4 separate regions of the Homo sapiens genome follow, and all the other regions are linked to region 2. Evidence: chromatin contacts called from ENCODE Hi-C or POLR2A ChIA-PET data. All regions are on one chromosome and are shown on one strand. Each heading gives the region's core, a stretch centred on a gene start or an enhancer-like site at or near the end of the contact. The rest is flanking DNA. Distances are from core to core; before and after follow the strand shown. Region 1 holds the start of GFI1B (growth factor independent 1B transcriptional repressor). Region 2 holds the start of GTF3C4 (general transcription factor IIIC subunit 4). Region 3 has its middle 19 kb from the start of GBGT1. Region 4 overlaps NTNG2 (netrin G2).

Region 1 (2,826 bases), core at 40-2,539, 310 kb before region 2:
GTTGCCTACTAAGAAACATGCAGGCGCGTCCAGGCGGTCAGGTGCAGCTCAGCTGGCTTCTAATATCTACCAGACTCATGCCCACAGATTGTAATCGAATTTACTCCCTAAGAACTCGTGAAAGCTCTGGACTTTCTCCCCGGAAAAATGTACACGGGCACATACCCACGGCGATTCTGCAGACCTCCTCTTCACAAGTCCTGTTTTAGAGTGAGCATGTCTCCTCAGATGCCTCAACACTTAAACTTGGTTTTTTTTCTCCAAAAATAGGTGGAAAGGGCTAACAACAGCCACAGGGAAAGGCGAGCTGAAACAGTACCTCTCCATGGTCGGTCCTATTGTTCCTGGAGCCTGGGCAGTGTGTGGGAGAGGGCAGCCCTGTCATCTCCCCTTAGTAGGCTCTGGAGGGGAGAGCGCCTGACTCTCAAAGTGTCCTGGGAATTTGGCTGGGCGCAGTGGCTAATGCCTGTAATCCCAACACTTTGGGAGGCTGAGGCAGGTGGATCGTTTGAGGTCAAGAGTTCGAGACCAGCCTGGCCAACATGGTGAAACCCGTCTCTACTAAAAATACAAAAATTAGCCAGGCGTGGTAACACGCGCCTGTAATCCCAGCTACTTGGGAGGCTGAGGCAGGAGAATCGCTTGAATTCGGGAGGCAGAGGTTTCAGTGCAATCGCACCACTGCGCTCCAGAGTCTCACTCTGTCTCAAAAAAAAAAAAAAAAAAAAAAAAAAAAGTGTCCCAGGAACTTTAGTCAAGTCCCTAAAGTCTGGGACTGTCTCCGAGGGGGAACACAACTCAGGCACTTGGAAGTGTGTCTCCCTGAGCACTGCCCAGGTCCCCAGGACAGCTGGGTTGTGGGTATGACTTTGTGCCCGAAGGTGACGTCTGTCAGCCTAAAATCAAATTTTGAAAAGTGTTTCTGCGCAGCCGGCAAAGGCGCAATTCCTAGCACAGTGGCTCAGACGAGGCTACGTCCTCACCCTGTTTCTCCCTTGGCTCCTTGCCTTCCAGAGCTTTTCCAGCCCACCTCACCTTTCCTAGGACCGCAGGAGGAGCCAGGGAGCCTGCTGTGAAGCCACCTGCGGCGCACAGGCACATTTCAAAACAAAAGCGTAGAAACGCATCCTCCAGCACTCACCTGTCCGGAGCTGTCCCTCGCCTGGGTTCTGCCGGAGCTTCCCGAGGTGGGAACTGCAAAGCCTCTCTCGGGACTGGCCTCCACTCTGTCAACTGTGTGACTCTTTGCACAAATAGATACTTCTCCTTTTTGCTCTGTCTCTCTGTGTGTTTTTCCTCTTCTGTTCCCCTCCCTGATTTTCAATCTGATTATTTGTGTCAAAATCTGGCGGTGAACAAGCAGCCAATGAAGAGAGCGCGGGAGCTCAGCCGTATTTGCTTATCAAAACTTTCCAGGACACAAGACTTCGAATTCTCATTTCTAACCCTCGACACTTGGAGCGGCACGCTTTCTCTCTGCAGAGAAATTCAGAATTTCGCTGGAAATTTTGAATAACATCTGCACAAAAAGAAAGTGATGGCTAAATTATTAAATTTTAAAAATTAAAGTTAGAAAAAGCTCTAACTTATAAAACTCGATTTTGCATAGGGAAGTCATTGCTCTTTGGTTTTTTTCTTCTTTCTTTTCTCTTGCCTTTTTTCTTCCTTCCCTCCTTCCCTCCTTTTTCCTTCCTTCTCTTCCTCCTTTCTTTCTTCCTCCCTCCCTGCCTCCTTCCTTCCCTTCCTTATTTTCCTTCTTCCTCCCTCCTTCTTTCCTTCCCTCCCTCCCTCCTTCTCCTCCTCTCCTCTCTCTCTCTTCCCTCCTTTCCTCCCTCCTTTTTTCCCTGCCTCCCTCCTCGCTGCCTCCTCCCCTCCCTCCCTCCCCAAGTTCAGCACCCTGAGGCTTGTGAGAGCCAGGCTGGTGCAATGCCCCTAGTACCCGAGCCGGCCACATGCATAGAGGCCCCTCTTGTCCTTGCAGAGGTCATATCTCAGAAGAGACATCAAATTTGCATTTCCCCCAGATATGACCTTTGAGCGGGTAGAGGCACCCTGGAGGTGTGGCAGTGAGTTCGGAGGCCAGGAGACGCTCGGCCTGCTGAAGCTGCCATACAGATTGAAGGCCAGGTGCCAGAGCCCGTGTGTGCTGCCCTCTGGTGGCAGACAAAGTGATGGGGAGGCCAGTGGGGGCCTCTGGGGTGTCCCATTGATGCTGGGGGGAGTGAGGGCGGTAAAGCTTGGCTGAGCTGGCTGGGGCATTTCTTCCCATTTGGCAGGGCGTCCCATCCCCTGGCTCCCCACCTTCTCCCTCCTCCTCTGGCCCCCGCCTCCTCCCGCTTGCAGGATGACTGATTTATTTCAGGAGGTTTTGCATAAGATGAGAACGCCACAAACAGAGCACTGTTAGGCTGCTTTGTCTGCTCTTCCAGCCCGGGTGCTGGAGATATTATGTTTCCCTCATAAAGAAAACAAGTCTGGTGACAGGAAGCCCCAATTTAAACTGCAAGTCCAAGGTTCAAAATGAAGAAAAAGGGGTGTTTCAGGCGAGGTCTTTCTGCTGGGCCAGCCCTGGAGCACCAGCCAGGAGGACACAACCCTGTGGTCACCAGGCCTCAGTAATGCTGGGGTGTCAGTCCCAGCCCCAGGCTACAGACAGCAGACCACTGCTCCCAGCTCTGTGGTCTCTCTTGGTGGAAAGAAACATCTTTTTAAAAAATTATTATTGGCTGGGCACAGTGGTTCACGCCTGTAATCCCAGCACTTTGAGAGGCCGAGGCAGGCGAGGATCACTTGAGATCGGGAGTTCAAGACCAGCCTGACCAACAT
Region 2 (2,700 bases), core at 31-2,530:
CTATTGAATGTATGAATATACACTGACAGTTCACATGTAAGCGTACACCTCTATCAAGGATATATGGAAAGTTTTTACACCTCTAAGCAACTAAAAGGAACGCTATGGCTTACTACTTGACCTTGCGCTTGAAGTTTAAGATAGGTAGTTGTTTCGAATCTTTATTTTCATTCAACATCCCAAAGATGTTTAGCTAGTAAAGAAAAACTAAAGTACAAACCCCGAGATCCAGTATTTACCCGTTTGCCCAAGGAGAGGCGAGGACCATTCATAATAAAGTCACTGAAACAATTAAGACAATGGATGGGACCAGTTTTTCTTTTCTGAAGCTAAAGAGGCGCGAGAGGAGGACACACACAGTAGACAAAGCCAGCCAAGAACCTCGGAAAGTCGGCCCCAAACAATAGCAGCAACGACAGAGGCAGGCCCCGGGTTGGATCTACAGGGGGTGGAGTCTCAGAAAGCACCATCGAGTAACCCGCTCCATGTGCGGGCCCGACGGAGGGGCGAAGGAGGGGTTCCTGGGACTCAACTCCGGGAAGCCCCCTGGGTGTGTACCTGTGTTTGCGGCGGCGGGTGACCTGGGGAAACAGGGTGCAGACAGCTGCAGAGCTTTTCTTTTTTTTTTTTTAAGCTGTGGTAACCCTGGCTGCTTAATAAATCCCCAGCGCTCGGTGCGAAGAGGGAAATCCCCGGACAGAGTGTGGGATCGGATTCCCCTGGGACGGATGATGCGGCCGCGAGAGGGGGACAGGGGAAGACCCCAGGGATGGCGGGGGATGACTTACTTTGAGGAGACAGCTGTTGAGCGGTGCGGGCACCGAGGTGCGGTGGATAACCAGGTCCTGGCCCGGGTTGTGCACGTCGCAGATGAGCTCCAGCACAGCGATGCTGCGGGCCGTGGACACAGACACGCGGTGGTCCTCGGACCAAGCCAGCGGTTCCAGGCCGCTCACCGCATACTGCAGCTTCACGGCCGGCTCCCGCCGAGTCACCATGAGGCGGAATGCAGCGCTGGGCCCCGGGGCCGCGTCCGCTGCTGGCTCCTTCCCGCCCGCCTCGCCGCCCCCCTCTCCCTCCTCCTCCCCAGACGGCGCAGGCCCGTCGTCCGCGGGCCCCACCCGGGCCTGGTCGGCCGTGTTCATCTTCTCTCAGGTGCAGAGGTCGGACGCCCTGGCGCTCCACGCAGTCGCGCGACCACCTCCCGGACCGCCGCCGCCACCCCCAGCGCCCTCCGCGGCGGTTTTCTCCCCTCAGGCCCCGAGCGCCGCCGAGCCAAGAAGGACCCCGCCGTTGCCAGGCAACGCGGCCCTACCAGGTGGCCAAGGAACTGCCTGTCCAGAAAAAGGACAGCGAGCGGGGAGCCCCGAGGACCCCCTTTTCCCTGCCCAGGGATTGAGCTCCAGAGCCTGTTAGGGAGCTACCCAGACAGGCTTTAGTTCCTAAAGTGCTGAGGAAACGCACGGGGCGGTAAAGGGGAGGCTCGTCGGTGAGATGGCGCCGGATCTCGCTTCTCAGAGGCATTCAGAGAGCTTCCCCAGCGTGAACTCTCGGCCGAATGTAATTTTGCCAGGCCGCGAGGGACGCAGAGAGGGGCTGCCACCAGGCGGGGGCACGCGCGGTAGTCTTGTCCCTACCCGCCCGGTGCCGCCGTCCCCGGCTCCCCTCGGGACGAGTCCGTACAGCTGGAGCCGTTCCGGACCCGGAAGGGGCGGTGGCGCAGGGTCCTCGCGCGTCCCACGTGGGGTCCCGGGCCCAGCAGTCTGCGCACCGGGCTCGCTGCTGCACCACGCGTCACCCACGCAGACCATGGCAGCCGCCGACGGTTCGCTCTTCGACAACCCCAGGACGTTCTCCAGACGTCCCCCAGCCCAGGCGAGTCGGGTGAGTTCTGACCCGGCTTCAGCTCCGTCCCCACCCGCGGCCCGGCTGTGGGCGCGCCGCGAGCTGCAGCCGTGCCTTGGAGTCGGGTTTCGAGTCATTCACGGAGTTAAGCGGGAGAAAGACACCGGGCAGCTTCGGGACAAGTTGCGCCGAAACACGTGTCTCTAACCGGAACACCACCCGCAGGGATGCGCCTGGAAGCGGGGAGTGGAGCGGTGTGGAGGGGCGGGGAGCTGGCTCCTGCGCCTAGAAAAGTAAAGGAAGGAATTAGAGGCTGTTTCCCGTGGAAGGTAGGACCTGAAGTTCCGGCGCAAGTCCCAGGCCAAAGCTTAACTTCTCTAAGCCAGTTTCCTCGACTGAGTGCGGACTAAGCTCTGATTTTTTTTTTTATCTTGCCCACATTCCTGTCTGGGAAGAGTCATGCCCTACAAACCATAAATTCTCATCAGATGGCTTTCATTTAACCCTATATATCGTGACTTACTTTCCAAACTGGCTCTGGCCTAACATTATGTGACAAAGAAGAAAGTTAAAATATTACCCCTAAACATGTTTCTTTGCCACATTTTGAAATGGCTTTGCAAAGCTGTTCTTTGGGGGGGGCGGGCGGGGTGGACATTTGCATCTGCAAAGAATCTCTATTAACATAGCTAGATCTTTTTCTTCCAGGCCCTCCCAATCCTAAAGAGATTAAGAGTCTACCACCTTTCAAAGATCTGAATAGGAAACACTTGTCTGTTGTCTCTAAGGGCAGCCACTAAAGACTTGAAAAGAACCTTGGTCTCCACAATCTTTTATCTTAACCTGAGCATTTTC
Region 3 (2,700 bases), core at 113-2,612, 470 kb before region 2:
CGTGGTGATGTCCCCAGGAAGTAGACGTTAGAACCATCCCCATTGTGCAGGTCAGGAGACTGGGGAGGCCCTGAAAGGCACAATGGCTAGTTTGGGGTCACAGAACTGGCAAGAGGCAGGAGCTTGGTGACCCAGATGGCTTCCCCTCTCTGAGCCTCAGGGGCTGGGAGCATGAGAACACACTGGTTGGCTGTCCCAGCTCCCAGGGTGGCTGTGAGTACCTGGAAGTGCCCCTTGTCTCCCCTCACACATCTGCCATCACTCTCCCCATTTCCTTAACCCCCAGCACTGCTGCCACTTGATTTTTACGAACATCTGAATATGACGAACATACAGATTTTTACGAACATCTGAATATGACGAAGTAGCAAAGGTGGATATTCACTCATTCATTTCGTATCTGTCTCCTGGGCCCAGGCCATGCCGGGGCGGGGGGTGGGGGTAACAAGAATCCGGGGAGTTGCCAGGGGAAGGGGAAGTGCTCATCTGGGGAGTGCGTGGGCACAGAGAGATTCCAGAAGGAGGTGTCCTGTGGTCGTGGTTGATTCGTGGAGGGGAGGTGTGGTGATGGCACAGAGGGTGATGACTGGGACCAGTGTCTATCGGGTCAGCTTCCTGGGCTGCTGTCACAAAGTGCTGGGTGGCTCAACACAACAGAAATGTATTCTCTCACAGTTCTAAAGGCCAGAAGTCCAAAATCCAGGGGTCAGCAAGGCCATGCTGTCTCTGAAGGTTCTAGGAGAGGATACTTCCTTGCATCTTCCAACCTCTGGTGGCTGCCAGTTTCCTTGGCATTCGTTCCTGGTTTTGTAGACGTGTGACTGCAAACTGTGCCTTCATCAGTTCGTGTCTGTCCGCCTGTGCGTGTCTGTCCAATTTTCCCTGTTATCATAAGGATAGCAGTCATTGGATTAAGGCCCACCCTAATCCAGTATGACCTCATCCGGATTCTATCCGCACAGACCCTATTTCCAAATAAGATCTCATTCACGGGTACCAGAGATCTTTTTGTTCAGGGACACAGTTCAACCCGTAACAGGAGTATTGGGAATGATCCCCCTCCCAAAGGCCGGGTACCCGCGTGCCTACGGGGACTAGGGGAGCAGCGGGGAGTCGGAAGACATCGCAGGAACCCAGCCCCCAGCCAGGGGGTGTGGGGGCGTGAGCGGAGCCCGCCTGCTCCTCAGCTTGGCGCGCTCTGGCGGCAGCACCAGCAGGTGGCGCTGTGCCCTCCCGTGCGGCCGCCCAGCCCGGCGCGGAGCTGCCGCAGACAAAGGTCTCGCTTTCGGGTCGCGAGGAGCTTGCGCACAGCTGTAAACAGGCCAGGGGCACGGCCACCTCATGGGTGACACACACGGGAGGAAATCAAACCAGGCGGGGCCGAGGCGGGGTGACTGGGTGGCGACTTTGCGTCGGAGGCCGGCGGGGGGCGGAGGAGGAGGTGACAGGGGTGGCGAGGAGGACCATGGTTTGCAGACCGTGGTGTCAGCGGGGCGGAAAGGAAGGCAGGGAGGAGGGATAGGGGACCTGCGAGGCTGCAGGGGCCAGGAGTTTGCCTTTCGTTTGGTTCCTCGCCTGCAAGCTGAGCCGGCCTTTCTCAGGCCTCTCCAGAGGCCGTGCGGCTGATGACACTGCGGTTTGCAGATAGCTCTCCTGTTACTGCAGGCCCAGGTCTGCGGGTGCTCGGAAGGCAGCCCTGGGCACGGGTGGGCTGTCTGTGCAGATAGAGACTTGAGGGGTCCTTCCCCCCAACCCCAGCCCCAGACCCTGCCTCAGGGGAGCTGGGATGCCTGAGGTGGTCCTGCTGCTCCTGGTGGGGGTCAGCACAGCCCCTCAGAGGCGCCTTTGATATACAAAGGGGCGAGGCAGTGTGGGGCTGAGGAGCAGGGGTCAGGTCCCCGCCATGGAGCTGCTCACATGGCATCAGCGAAAGGGAGCGGAGTGCACAGCGGGCCGCTGGCCCAGGAGTGGAATGAGTGGAAGCCATTCCTTTATTTTATTATTATTATTATTATTATTATTATTATTATTGTTGTTGTTGTTGTTATTATTATTATTATTATTATTATTATTATTATTGAGACAGGGTCTTGCTCTGTGGCCCAGGCTGCAGTGCAGGGGCCAGATCACGGCTCACTGCGTCCTCGACCTCCTGGGCTCAGACCTCCAGAGTAGCTGGGGCGGCAGGTGCACGCCAACACTCCCAGCTAATTTTTGGATTTTTTTTGTAGAAACAGTTTCACCATGTTGCCCAGGCTGGTCTCAAACACCTGGGCTCAAGGGATTCCCCCCGCCTCGGCCTCCCAAACTGCTAGGATTAAAGGCTTGAGACACTGCATCCAGCAAGAGGCCATTTCTTACTGTCACCTCCCTACCCGCACAAGGCCCTCCCACCACCTCCTCGCTCACCGAGCTACCAGGCCCGCCCCTGAGGCTGCTGGTCCTTGACAGTTGGTTCAGCGATTGATTCACACAGCAGATACTGGCCTCTGTACACCTGGCTGGCGCTGGGTGCCTGGCCTGTGGGAAGCACCCTGGCTTCTGTGGAAGGCTCAGGGGTATGGGGCAGACAGATCTTGTGGAGAAGGCATGGGCTGCGAGCCTGGGGACCTGGATTCAGTGGCCACTCTGCCATCAGTGGCGTGGTCAGTCACCATTGCACGCTAGCCACAGGACTATTCTCCACAGAGTCCTTCCCTC
Region 4 (2,700 bases), core at 106-2,605, 430 kb after region 2:
AATCTCCTGCTGTCCCCAAGGCCAAGTTTGTTCCACTTGGTCTTAGCTTAGCTTTGGGGACTCAAGGGAAGGACCCAGGTCTAAACCTCGCAGCTGGGAAAGAACAGGTGTGGTGGCAGAAGCCAGTGCTGGGAGCACCTGCAGGTGGAGCAGTGGCAGCAGTTAGCAACCAGGACCGGACCCCCGGCACTGCTCTGAAATAAACATAGGTGGACAGGAGGCTGGACCGAGGGGGAAGTGTGGCCCCAGGGCTGGAGACACCAAGCGGAGATGGGAGAACTGCTGGATCCTCTGAATCAGAGGCCCCAGGGGATGAGCCCCGAATCTAGGAGCTTCCTCACCACTCCCAAGCTGCCCCTGTCCCCTCCAGCACCCCTTCCTAATCTTGAGAAGGTAGGGAGGACAGGGCCGGCACGTCTGGGGTCTCTGCACTGCCCGCCTCTGCCCACCTGGCCATCTGAAACTCTGGAAGGAGGCGGTGGCCGAATTGTGGGTTCAGCTTCATCTGATATTGGACTTGAGGCTCCGGCTGCAACAGGTCTGAGATGACACATCCATCGGAGGTGGCCACCGAGACACAGTATAAATCAGAGCATTGGATTCAACCTCTGCTAGGATTCTCCCTGAGTCATTTCCCTTGGACTTCTGTAGAAAAGGGCCAATACACTCCGGATTTCTTTTTTGGGAAAGGAGGGAGGCAGCCTTTCAGTGTGGGGAGGCTCCTAACAGGTGGGGCACCTGCAGCCTGGCCGCGGGGTGGAAAACTCTGCCAGCCAAGCCTGCGGGGAGGGGGCACTGCCTGCTGGAATCCACAGAAAGGCCCAGGGAAATGGTGGCCCCAGTAGGGAAACCGTTTCTTTAAGGCTGTGTTGTGGATTCCTCTGTAAGCCCCACACCTGCCCACCGTCCCCAACACAGAAAGAAAACAGGCCGTGGAGGCAGCAGTGAGCAAACTCTTTACTCCTCGGATTCTCCACCATCGGCCCCCGCGGTGACCAGTGCTCCCGCCCCGTCCCCCTTGCAGGGGACAGTGAATACAAACAAAAATAGTTCTCTACAGAACGAAGTTTCCAGGCCCCCCACCCCTTCCTTCTCTCCTCCTCCCCCAGACGGTGAGTTCCGTGGTCACCGGGCCTCCGGTGAGGCCTGGGGTCTGGTGGGTTGCAGGAAAAATAAAGAATAGAAAACAGGACCAAGTCAGCGACTGGAATTGTAGGCAACTGGAGGTCGGGGTCCGCCGCCGCCCGTGAGCCTGGCACAGGCCAGGGGGTGTCGGCCACAGTCCCGTGTGTGTAAGTGTGGTGGGAGGCAGGACGGGGTGTGGGGCGAGCAGCGTTTCTCCCGACCCTCTGGCTCACCGCCAGAAAAAAAAAAAAAAAAAGAGAGAGAGAGAAAGACAAAAAAGGAACTGGGCGGCGGATAATACAAAAGAAAAACGAAACCAAATCGCAGGCGCGGGGACCGGAGTCCCAAGGCGCCCCTGCTGCGGGGGGAGGGCAGTGCGGGCGGGAGCGCGGGCCGGGCGGGGGGCCCTGCTGAGTAGCACCTGGGAGCACCTCGGGCCGCACCCTTCTCACCGCCCGGCCTCGGACGCCGGCCCCGCCCCGGGACCCCGGGACCCCCGGCCTCCGGGTGCGGGGAGCGTCCTCCGGGCGGGGCTCAGCGGCCCAGGCGGGCGGCCAGCCCCAGCAGCAGCAGGCAGCCGAGCAGGGTGGCGGGGCGCGGGGCGGCCCCGGGCGCGCGGTCGCAGTCCAGACCGCCGTCATCGTCGGCGGGGTCGCAGCGGGGCTGCTCGCAGCGCACGCCGGTGTAGCCGCGCGGGCAGGCGCAGCGCTGGTTCTGCAGGCAGGTGCCTCCGTTCTGGCACAGCAGCTGGTCGTCGTCGCACACGTTGGCTGCAGGCGGAGGGGGCGGTCAGCACGGGGGGTGGCCCGGTCCCCCCGCCAACCTCCGAGCTCCTGCGAAGCAGGGTGTGCGAGATCCCGGGGGCGCCGTCTGGGCCGGGGATGTAGGAGGCTCCAGGCGCGCTGGGTGCGAAACGTCCCCCCTCGGAGGGTGACGGCGCCCGGGCGAGATCTGGCCCCCGGCTGCCTCCCACCGCTGCCCCTCTCTCCCCGCCCCACTGGCCTCGGTGCTGTTCTTCAGACGCGCCTGCAGTCTCCAGAGCTGTGCACGTGCTGTTCCACGCGCCTGGAGCCTCCTTTCACCCTGTGCCCGCGGCTAACGCCGACTTGGACAGCCTCCCTCCCTCTGTCCCCGCAAATACCTTTCCAACCAACCCCAGCTCGGTCTTTCTCGTAGTTCCCACCAGGCACCACCGTGCCTCAGGTCGCATCAGGCCCCGCCCCGAGCTCTTGGACCCGCCCCTCGGCCCGGCCCCGGACCTCAGCAGCATCCTGTCCCCGCCCACCTGCCAGCTCCGTCTCGCTAGGCCCCGTCCACCGCCCCCGGGTCGGCCCCATCTCACCAGGCCCCTGCCAACTATCCCAACCCTGCCCCGCTCTCACTAGGCCCCACCCACTGCCCCGGCCCTGCCCCGTCTCGCGAGGCCCCGCCCACCGCCTCTTCCCCGTCCCACTAGGCCCCACCCACTTCCCCGGCCCTGCCCCGTCTTGCTAGGCCCAGTCCACCGCCCCTGCCCCGTCCCACTAGGCCCCGCCCACTGCCTCGGTCCTGCCCCGTCCCCTTTCCGCAGGCCCC

The links. A loop is a pair of places that touch in the nucleus more often than their neighbours do. ChIA-PET counts read pairs that join two places held with the same protein, here RNA polymerase II (POLR2A). Pooled maps may share reads with other maps.
Region 1: a loop to region 2 is called in a map with no recorded cell type, with 2.6 times the contacts of the local background. The contact joins the promoter of GFI1B here to the promoter of GTF3C4 in region 2. A Hi-C loop is called at or near these places in 6 of 37 single-sample maps with no recorded cell type and 7 of 50 pooled maps. POLR2A ChIA-PET finds 5 or more read pairs at or near these places in 2 of 52 experiments (BJ and PC-9).
Region 3: a pooled map shows a loop between it and region 2 (4-fold over the local background). The contact joins the enhancer-like site here to the promoter of GTF3C4 in region 2. A Hi-C loop is called at or near these places in 2 of 37 single-sample maps with no recorded cell type and 8 of 50 pooled maps.
Region 4: a map of CD8-positive, alpha-beta T cell shows a loop between it and region 2 (11-fold over the local background). The contact joins the enhancer-like site here to the promoter of GTF3C4 in region 2. A Hi-C loop is called at or near these places in 1 of 168 maps with a recorded cell type or tissue (CD8-positive, alpha-beta T cell), 1 of 37 single-sample maps with no recorded cell type and 10 of 50 pooled maps. POLR2A ChIA-PET finds 5 or more read pairs at or near these places in 2 of 52 experiments (PC-9 and common myeloid progenitor, CD34-positive).

The regions. Positions count from the first base shown.
Region 1 is chr9:132,977,157-132,979,982 of GRCh38, reverse strand. GFI1B (growth factor independent 1B transcriptional repressor) reads right to left here and starts at 1,289. Exons shown (of 7, transcript NM_001377304.1): 1 at 1,142-1,289.
Region 2 is chr9:132,669,044-132,671,743 of GRCh38, reverse strand. GTF3C4 (general transcription factor IIIC subunit 4) reads right to left here and starts at 1,280. Exons shown (of 5, transcript NM_012204.4): 1 at 789-1,280. The coding sequence starts at 1,145. DDX31 (DEAD-box helicase 31) reads left to right here and starts at 1,761. Exons shown (of 20, transcript NM_022779.9): 1 at 1,761-1,884. The coding sequence starts at 1,810. RefSeq lists silencers at 992-1,121, 1,542-1,691 and enhancers at 1,272-1,351, 1,037-1,904.
Region 3 is chr9:133,143,118-133,145,817 of GRCh38, reverse strand. It overlaps a transcript of RALGDS not described here. Among named protein-coding and RNA genes, the nearest start is that of GBGT1, 19 kb to the left of the region's middle. RefSeq lists silencers at 1,053-1,172, 1,203-1,302 and enhancers at 1,449-2,008, 2,461-2,550, 2,601-2,700. Within about 2 kb of position 1,362, at least 27 of the 41 ENCODE cell types and tissues checked have a DNase peak (open chromatin) inside an H3K27ac peak, as active enhancers do.
Region 4 is chr9:132,241,071-132,243,770 of GRCh38, reverse strand. NTNG2 (netrin G2) reads right to left here. Exons shown (of 8, transcript NM_032536.4): 8 at 1-1,895. The coding sequence ends at 1,660. Among named protein-coding and RNA genes, the nearest start is that of NTNG2, 80 kb to the right of the region's middle. RefSeq lists silencers at 1,512-1,581, 2,052-2,101, 2,252-2,700. Within about 2 kb of position 1,355, at least 15 of the 41 ENCODE cell types and tissues checked have a DNase peak (open chromatin) inside an H3K27ac peak, as active enhancers do.